Regions from separate parts of the Homo sapiens genome. Here region 2 is linked to region 1. Evidence: read pairs that join two places in POLR2A ChIA-PET (ENCODE). Cell type or tissue: PC-9. All regions are shown on one strand. Each heading gives the region's core, and the rest is flanking DNA. Links, peaks and the distances in the headings are about the cores only.

Region 1 (4,382 bases), core at 171-4,170:
CTTTAGATGGGGCGGTCACATGTCCCAGCTGGCCTTATAACAACTGTCCCAGGGAACTATTAATAGATCTACCTTACACACATCTGGACTTTCAGATCTGAAACGCCCTGGTTTGGATGACAGATTATATGGTGAACCTACTTTTAGAGTGTAGTTCAACTCATTTGTCACATGGATGAGAAAATCAGTCCATAAAGGGTTTGCTGGGGCCAACACCAGCCTAAGTGGAGAGTAAGCGTCCATTCTCCTAGACCGGCACTTAAAGCCTGGCTGTCACCCAGCCATCCCGTCTCTGTGCTGGATGGACACCAAACCCCAAGGCCCTCATCTGCCTTTGTCCCAGCTACTGTCCAGTGCTTCAGAGATGGCTACTTCGTCCTCGTGGTGTCCCAAGAAATGGCCTTGACACACAGGATCACACTGGCCAACATCCACCTGGCCTATGCCCCCACCAGCTGCTCCCCAACACAGCACACGGAAGCTTTCGTGGTCTTCTACTTCCCTCTCACCCACTGTGGAACCACAATGCAGGTAGGAGCCGGGACCACAGGCTGGGGCCTGGTCCCCCACCAGAAAGCCTCACCCAGCTGTCTCTTCCTACAGGTGGCTGGCGACCAGCTCATCTATGAGAACTGGCTGGTGTCTGGCATCCACATCCAAAAGGGGCCACAGGGTTCCATCACGCGGGACAGCACCTTCCAGTAAGGGCAGCCCTCCTCCTACAGGCGTGGCTGTGTGCTAGGGTGTCAGGGGCACAGGCGAGCTCAGTACAGGCTTCGGAGCCATCTCAGCTCAAACCCAGGCTCTGCTGTTACCCGGCTATGTGATCTTAGGCAAGGGGCCCACCTCTTCCCAGCCTCCCCTGCTGGGCAGGGGAAATGTCCCTCTCTCAGGGCAGACATGAGTGTTAAGTGGAGCCCTTCCATGCCTGGCCTGCAGGGCTTGGCTAGAAGCCCAGGGCCAGTCCTGAGAGAGCTGGAGTCCTGAGAGAGCCCTGTCTTGGTCTCTCCAAGAACCAAGCTCAAAGCAACTGAAAGTGTCCCCTTCCAGGTCCCAGGAGGAGGCTGAGGCTACGGCTGTTGCCCCTCCTAATGTCAGGTTAAGAAGCCACAGATGAAGCTGAAGATACCTCTCTGAGGATGTGGTGGGAGAGGAACTGGGTGGGGGAGGAACCCCTCATTGTTAGGGGCCTCCTGGACCTGCTGACTCAAGAGGCAAAACCAACCCAGGTGCCCAGGATGCCAGTGGGGGTGACCCGAGGGAATCTGTCTGTCATGCCTGGCTCTGAACCTGTGTGACCAGGGGCAAAGCACCTAACCTTCACCCTGTGGGACGGAGCCAATGGGTTGTAGAAATCTTGTGCTTGACACTGCATGGTTGCTGGGCATCTCCTTCCCCTTCCCGCCCTGCCGTGAGGGTTGGGGAGCAGGGGACTGTGTCACAGTTCAAATGTATTTGGCTTTAAAGCTCTAAGTAGCACAGAGGTGGTAGCTCACGCCTATGATACCAGCGCTTTGGGAGGCCTAGGTGGGAGAATTGCTGGAAGTTCAAGACTAGCCTGGGCAACACAGCGAGACCCCATTTCTATTTTTTATTTTAATTTAAAAAAACCCATATGTTCTTATGGCCAAGTGGTGGAGGACAAGTCTGTGTCATGCCTTTAGACTCTCTGATGTAAGAGCTCTGGGAGTCAGCCAGAGGTCAACAGAGTGCCTAGGGATTCTCAGAGGGAGGCAGAAGTCAGGGGGAAACAGCTGTAGCCAGCAGGACTAGGCCAGAGAGCTCCTCAGACACAAGGCCTTCAGAACAGGGGTGAGCCTCCTATACCTACTCAGCATCTCCTTGGTACCAGGCCTCTGGGGTGCTAGGAGGGTGTTGGCCCCACCAGAGTGTGGAGGAGTGGCCACCATGGCCCTTAGGCTAGTGAGGAAGATGCTAGACACTGTGGCCTTTAGGCTGTGGCAAACCAGCTGCAACTACAAGGACAATGAAGACACAGGTGCATTATCTTGTGATCTCACTCAGTCTCAGTGCCCTCAAAGGGAGGCAGTCACAGCCATTTTACAAATGAGGACACTGAGGCTTAGGTTAGAAGACTTGCTTGTGGTCCCAAAGCCTGTAAATGCTAAGAAGACTCAAATCCAGGTCTGTCGGGAGGCAGAGCACCTAGGCTCATTCACCAGCCTCAACTGTCAGGCTCCAGGGGCCTCGAACGGCACAGCAGGCAGCTGTGGGTAGCCAGGGCAGACCCAACAAGGTGCCAGCCCCCCGAGGGCCCATCTCTATCCTGCTGTATTCTCCCACCAGGTGCAGGGCCTGGCATAACAGGCTTGAGCCATCCCAGGGAGACCAGGTGGGCAGAGGAATGGGCAGGGTGAGCTTCCTGAGCCTGCCTTGGAAATGCTGAGTATTGCTTAAGTAGCATCCATCTGCCCTGCTGGACAGTACCCTATTTGTTGCACCCACGGAGTTGGTGCCTAGTTTATTACGTAAACAGGATGCTCTGATTCTGTGTCTTCTCCCCCACCCTCTTGCACGTGGACTTCAGGCTTCATGTGCGCTGTGTCTTCAACGCCAGTGACTTCCTGCCCATTCAGGCATCCATTTTCCCACCCCCATCGCCTGCTCCTATGACCCAGCCCGGCCCCCTGCGGCTTGAGCTGCGGATTGCCAAAGGTATGCTATGCTATCCCTGCTCTCTTCTGGCCCCCACTTCCCTGATGCACAGCCCGCCCTGGCTCATGAGTCACTCTCCCTGCAGACGAGACCTTCAGCTCGTACTATGGGGAGGATGACTATCCCATCGTGAGGCTGCTCCGAGAACCAGTCCATGTGGAGGTCCGGCTTCTGCAGAGGACAGACCCCAACCTGGTCCTGCTGCTGCACCAGTGCTGGGGCGCTCCCAGTGCCAACCCCTTCCAGCAGCCCCAGTGGCCCATCCTGTCAGACGGGTGAGTGCCCCCACACTCCCCCCACCTGCTCTGCCTCCTGTAAACAGCCTCTCTGACTTCTCTTCTCAGATGCCCTTTCAAGGGCGACAGCTACAGAACCCAAATGGTAGCCTTGGACGGGGCCACACCTTTCCAGTCGCACTACCAGCGATTCACTGTTGCTACCTTCGCCCTCCTGGACTCAGGCTCCCAGAGAGCCCTCAGAGGACTGGTAAGAAGCCCCGGCTGCCGCATGCCTGGTCCCATCTGTTAAGTGGGAGGAGCTGGTCGCCAAATCCCTCTGGCACCCTGTGAACTTATATGGACAAAGTTCTGGGATGGGGCTTGGCGTCTACCAGGTGTCATGGAAAGCAGCGGGCTTCGGGTCAGCAAGAAGGTAACCCATAACCACCACCAGGAGGAAGGAAAATGCTGCCTGTGCTGCAATCAGCCCTAAATCTGAACTCTGGTCATGGTGTTCTAGGGTGGCCTCACCTCACTTCTGATTCCAGAAATGATAATGTGTTCCATGTAATTCTTTGAATTTTCTTTAACTCAGCAACTTCTCCAGAAGGTAAAGGTAGATAAACTCAGGGTATATTTAGGTCTCCTATGTAATATACAGATGGCCTCAGAGGTGACAGATGCACTTGTCCCATTGAACAACGTATCTTTCACATCACATACCCAAATCTCTAGATTCTTAAATCACTGCCTGTTATTATGTCAGATGTAGACTGATTTCACTTGGAAGCACTGGTTAGTGTGGCTTCGTTCTCATCTCTGCTGTGTGCTGCCCATGAGTGGGGCCTCCTGGGTGCTGGGTTGGGTCAGCTCCTCCTGCTTCTGGTCCCGTAGGGCACTGCCCCTGCCCTTCTGTATCTGGAAGCGGTGGTAATCTGCCCTCCCCTCTGCCCCCAGTCACTGGTCTCCAGGGGTCACAAAGGGAGGGCAAACATCTATTATCCTGCTGCCTGGCCAAGTCCCACCTCCTTGGAATTTGCTGTCTCCCTCAGTAGGGCAGGTGGAAGGGAGAGAGCCAGCCCTCCCAGGGGCTGTGCAGCCAGAGGCAGCATTGGTGAAGCAGGCCCGCCAAGGACTGGGGCATTACGAAGTGCGGTGGTCCCCGCCTGCAGGGCACTCCACTGCAGACTTGGACCTTGGGGAGCAAGGAAGGTGTGGATTTCAAATCTGGAAGGAACACATTCAGCTCTGCACTCCCTCAGCATGGGCAGCAGTCATCATCTTGGTCAAGCAGCTCAGATTTCTCCCTGCCTGGCTAGCAGCAGCCTAGACTTGGCCCAGCTCGGGGATTCCATGTCCTTCCCTTTGTGCTTCCTGCCCGGTGGCACTGAGCCAGCCACTTTGATGTTCTTCTCCTTCCACCAGGTTTACTTGTTCTGCAGCACCTCTGCCTGCCACACCTCAGGGCTGGAGACTTGCTCCACTGCA
Region 2 (4,373 bases), core at 1-4,000, 270 kb after region 1:
CAGCTCCCCTCCACACACCCCTCTATGCACACTCTTCTACACGGAGAGAGCCCCTGCCAACTCCCTTCTCTCCTAGCCGTGTCCATGTCCCGAACTAATAGAGAGCTCCTGTCTCTTCTCACAATCCCACTGTGACTCAATGACTGTCTTATAGCCCACGATAAAAAAGTTTGCCAATGGTCTGAAGTCTAAGTGGCTTGTCCTGCTTCATTTCTACCTGATCCACGAGTGTTTTTTCCCCTCAGAGAGTTCAGATCGATGGGACAGGTGTGGCTGCACACCACAAAATTCAAGTGCCTTCTGCCCAAGAGGTCGCTTCTGCTCACATTTTCCATGATTCTCTGCTTTGTCACGATTCTGTCAGCCTGCTCAGCTCTGCACACTCTAGAAGCAGGCCTTGGGCTTCCCATGGCACCATGCTCACAGTGCTTAATATGTGACAAAGGAACGCAGGCAGAGCTGCACTGTGCCCAGCACCAGGCTGGGCAGGAGCAACGCCCTGGCAGAGCTCACAGCCTCACAAGCCATTTGAGTCAGCCCTGGGGCTTCGACAAGCAAGCTTTGCTCCACGTCCTTGCTGAGGACTAAAAAAGCCCTAGGGTGGTAGGATGTGGCCCATGGTGTCCACCTCTCCTCACAATCTCCCCACCAGGAGATCTTTTCAACCCAATGTTCAGTCACCTCCAACCCCAGTTAAGATTCCTCACTTAGGCAGTAGAGCAGGCAGCAGGCAGCAAGAGCACAAGCAGAAACAGGAGCAGGGGACTCACCGGCCTGGCGCCCCCCATGGCATGGAAGCACGGAGACACTGGATGGGGGAACGTCATTATTTTTTTCAAAATACAAGTTCACAGAAGAGACACACCATACCTGCTCATCCGTGCAAGTAAACATGTACTCCAAATGCAAATCAAAGGAGCTGGCATTGCTTGCGTGTGTGTCTCTCCCTCACATTAGGTATAGGAAGCGGGAGCTTCCAGCACAACGGATGAGCTGCAGCCACTCAATGGGTGACCGTGGATATTTCTGGCTGTGTGGCCTGACCTCTCCCATCTCACAGGGGACATCCCAGGGTCACAGGAGATGCTAGGGGCAGGGAATGTCCTTTATTAAGTGTAAATCTCTGCACAGGCAGGATTCTGTTTCTTTCCTCAAGGAGTCTGTGATTAAGAACTAGAGGATTAGGGGCCAGTTATGAGGAGAAACAGGATCAAATGGGAGACGAGCTAGATCTCAGCCCAAGAATGGCTCCTAGAAGCCTTAGAGTCACCTGGAGATATGGGATCGCACAAGGCTCTTGGGGAAAAGTGGGTACAAAACCATACCAGTGCTTTGAGGAGCTGCCTCCAGATTTGGGCTGGAACGACAGTGTGGGGACTCCTGGGGTATCTGGGTCCTGGGAAGGCACCAGGAGGCAGTGGACTCCCCAGCACTCCCAAGAACTCCCAGGAACTGGTCTGAAGCCTCAGGGATTCCTCTGAGTCCAAACCAGGATGAAGTTCACAGAAAAGGGAGATGAATTTGGCCAAAACTTCCAATAAGCCAGCATCCTTAAAAAGCGCCTCTTAACAAGCCTCATCTGCTGGCCTCTGTTGGGTCCCATACCAGCCTCCCTCTACCTCAGGGGACTCCAGGGCCAGCTGGTCAATCGCCTCCGAGTCATTCTGCAACTCCTCCAGCTCCTGCAGGGTCTTATCCTTCAGCGTCTCCATCCTTCCCTGTGAACACAGTGACACCAAAGTAACGAACAGGCAGCCCAAGACGAAGGGACCCCCGAGCCTGTACATATGATTTATCAAAAACAAACTGGAGTTTTCCTGCGATAATACCACTCCACCGGGAGGCTCGAGGAGAGGCAGAAATCTCTGAGAGCACATTCCTGCGGCTCAGCCCACCCCCTCCCCAGGGAGATCAAGGAGCTGCTCCCTCCACCCTCTCATGAGCAACAGGATATGTGAAAGTACTTGCAGCCAGAAGCAAAACCACAATCCTCGGGTGCTAGATGGAGCTCCCCAAGGAGCAGAGAGGAAAAGGCAGGAGGAGAGGGCCAGGCAGCAGGGATGGAGACTAAGTTTGGCCCAAGGCTGCCCGCAAGCACTGATGCCATCATGCCCTCTGGTAGGTGTCTATTTCTGTCTGAACCAGAAATACACCAAGCTCCACACATGGGGGCTTTGCTGGCTTCGACATCACTGGTTCAACTATGTCACTGCTTGTTATATTTAGTGCTCCAGAAACCTCAGGTTTCCCTCCAGAATTCCCCTTAACTGCAGCCCTCTCCATGTGCCACCAAAATGGACTGTCATATGCGCATCCTCATAGAAGCAGGAAAAAAAAAAAAATCAGCCATTTGGCCTAGCAGGCAATCAGGAAGGAAAGAAATTGACCGACCCAAAGAGGACATCGCTTTGACAGAGAGCTAGTGTCAGCGGCCCTCTCCCTGTCACTCTGCCTAGAGGGCCATCGATTGTCTGTGTGGTAGATGGGTCACAGCCAGGCCCAGGAGGGAACCCCAGGGACTGAAGAGAGGAAGCACAAATACACCCGGCACCTGCTTCCTTTCTGCTGACAGGGTCCTCCATTTTCATCTGGTTTGTATCTCTTCCAGAGGTGCATTCCATAGCTTTTTTTTTTTTTTTTTTTTGAGACATGGTCTGGCTCTGTTGCCCAGGCTGGAAAGCAATGGTGCAAACAGGGCTCACTGCAGCCTTGATCTCCTGGGCTCAAATGATCCTCCCACCTCAACCTCCCGATAGCTGGCACTATAGGTGTGCGTTACCACCTCCAGCTAATTTTTAAATTTTTTGTAGAGACAGGGTCTCACTATTTTGACCAGGCTGGTCTCGAACTACTGGGCTCAAACAATTCTCCTGCCTTGGCCTCCCAAGGTGCTGGGATTACAGGTGTGTGCCACCATGTCCAGCTCCATAGCTTTAATGTTGTTTTTTCTCATCACAAAGATTATGTTAGTTTTCAAAAGATTCCAGCACCACAGAAATCTAGGGTCCTCCACAGCCCACCTGCACCAGCACTCAGCTAGGGTGAGCCAAGGCTGACAACCCAGCTGAGAAAGCGTTCTAGAATCAAGGACCAAGGTTATAGCTGTGTGGTCAGATGCACCCTTCTCCAGGTCTCAGTTTCCCCATTTGCAGTAGGAAGCGAACGGCATCTCCTAGGGCCATCAGAAAGGTAAGAGGAGGACTGAGAAACGACCACATGTTCCCATGTACCAGGAAGTCCCAGTGCACTCCTCAGGGGACCCTCCCCCCACCCACTCAAGGGTGCCCTGGTTTAAACAACAAATCATATGGCCACTGATAAAGAACTATCCATACAGGGACGAGACCAGTATTTGTTATGTCTTGAGGGTTAAAAGTGGCCCCCAACCTCTAAGCAGGGATTGCCAAACTTCAGTGTGCACCTGAATTCCAGCAAAGCTCACTGACCATACAGGTGGCCAGCCCCTCCCACAGAGCTCTGCATTAGTAGGTCAGGGCAGGGCCCGGAAATCCGGAATCCCTCCTGGAGAGACTGACACAGTTGGTCCAGGGCCAGATTTTGAGAAGATGACAGCTCTATGCCAGTCCTATCACAGTGGAGACCCCTGGTTTCTGAGTACATGCAACGTCAGTTTTCCCTGAGCTGTTCTCCCCTTACAAGGAGAGGTAGCAGCAGCCATGTCATATGCAGACAGGGTATCAGAAAGGTTACAGTCACAGCCAGCAAACAGCAGAGCCAAAATTCAAACCTGCATTCTGTCCACACCTCACCTTACCGCTCCAAAACCCTTGGTCTAAAAGCCCCAGAGCCAGGTCGGACACGGTGGCTCACACCTGTAATCCCAACACTTTGGGAGACCAAGGTAGAAGGCTCATTTGTGGCCAGGAGGTCAAGACCAGCCTAGGCAATATAGCATCTGATTGTAAAAATTGTAAAATGAAATAAAATAATGAAAATAAGTAAAAGCTGGGCCAGGTGCAGTGGCTTATGCCTATAATCCCAGCACTTTGGAAGGCCAAGGTAGGCAGATCACCTGAGGTCAGGAGTTCGCGACCAGCCTAGCCAACATGTTGAAACCCTGTCTCTACTGAAAATACAAAATTAGCCCGGCGTGGTGGCACACACTTGTAATCCCAGTTACTCCGGAGGCCCAGGCACCAGAATCACTTGAACCTGGGAGGTGGAGGTTACAGTGAGCAGAGATCATGCCACTGCACTCCAGCCTGGGCAACCGAGCAAGACTCGGTCTCAAAAAAAAAAAAAGAAAAGAAAGTAAGTAAAAGCTAGAGCTAGAGCAGGGAAAGAGCAGCCTGCAGATGGCCTGGGCTGGAGCAGAACCCTGGGAGGAACACTGGCAGCACACCCCAAATCCA

Evidence for each region. Peaks named below come from ENCODE experiments on the same cell type or tissue, not always from the same donor. Only the 100,000 strongest peaks of a DNase experiment are listed, where the experiment ranks them.
Region 2: POLR2A ChIA-PET joins it to region 1 with 9 read pairs; 3 of 35 experiments call an interaction of 5 or more read pairs at or near these places.

The regions. Positions count from the first base shown.
Region 1 is chr11:60,870,614-60,874,995 of GRCh38, forward strand. It overlaps ZP1 (zona pellucida glycoprotein 1), which reads left to right. Exons shown (of 12, transcript NM_207341.4): 5 at 344-531; 6 at 604-701; 7 at 2,549-2,676; 8 at 2,762-2,951; 9 at 3,021-3,162; 10 at 4,320-4,382. Among named protein-coding and RNA genes, the nearest start is that of ZP1, 5.3 kb to the left of the region's middle. In PC-9, for the core only: no CTCF peak of the experiment used is centred there; a DNase peak (open chromatin) is centred at 1,718.
Region 2 is chr11:61,137,118-61,141,490 of GRCh38, forward strand. It overlaps VPS37C (VPS37C subunit of ESCRT-I), which reads right to left. Exons shown (of 5, transcript NM_017966.5): 2 at 1,620-1,718. The coding sequence starts at 1,712. Among named protein-coding and RNA genes, the nearest start is that of VPS37C, 22 kb to the right of the region's middle. RefSeq lists enhancers at 1-493, 494-994. In PC-9, for the core only: no CTCF peak of the experiment used is centred there; no DNase peak of the experiment used is centred there.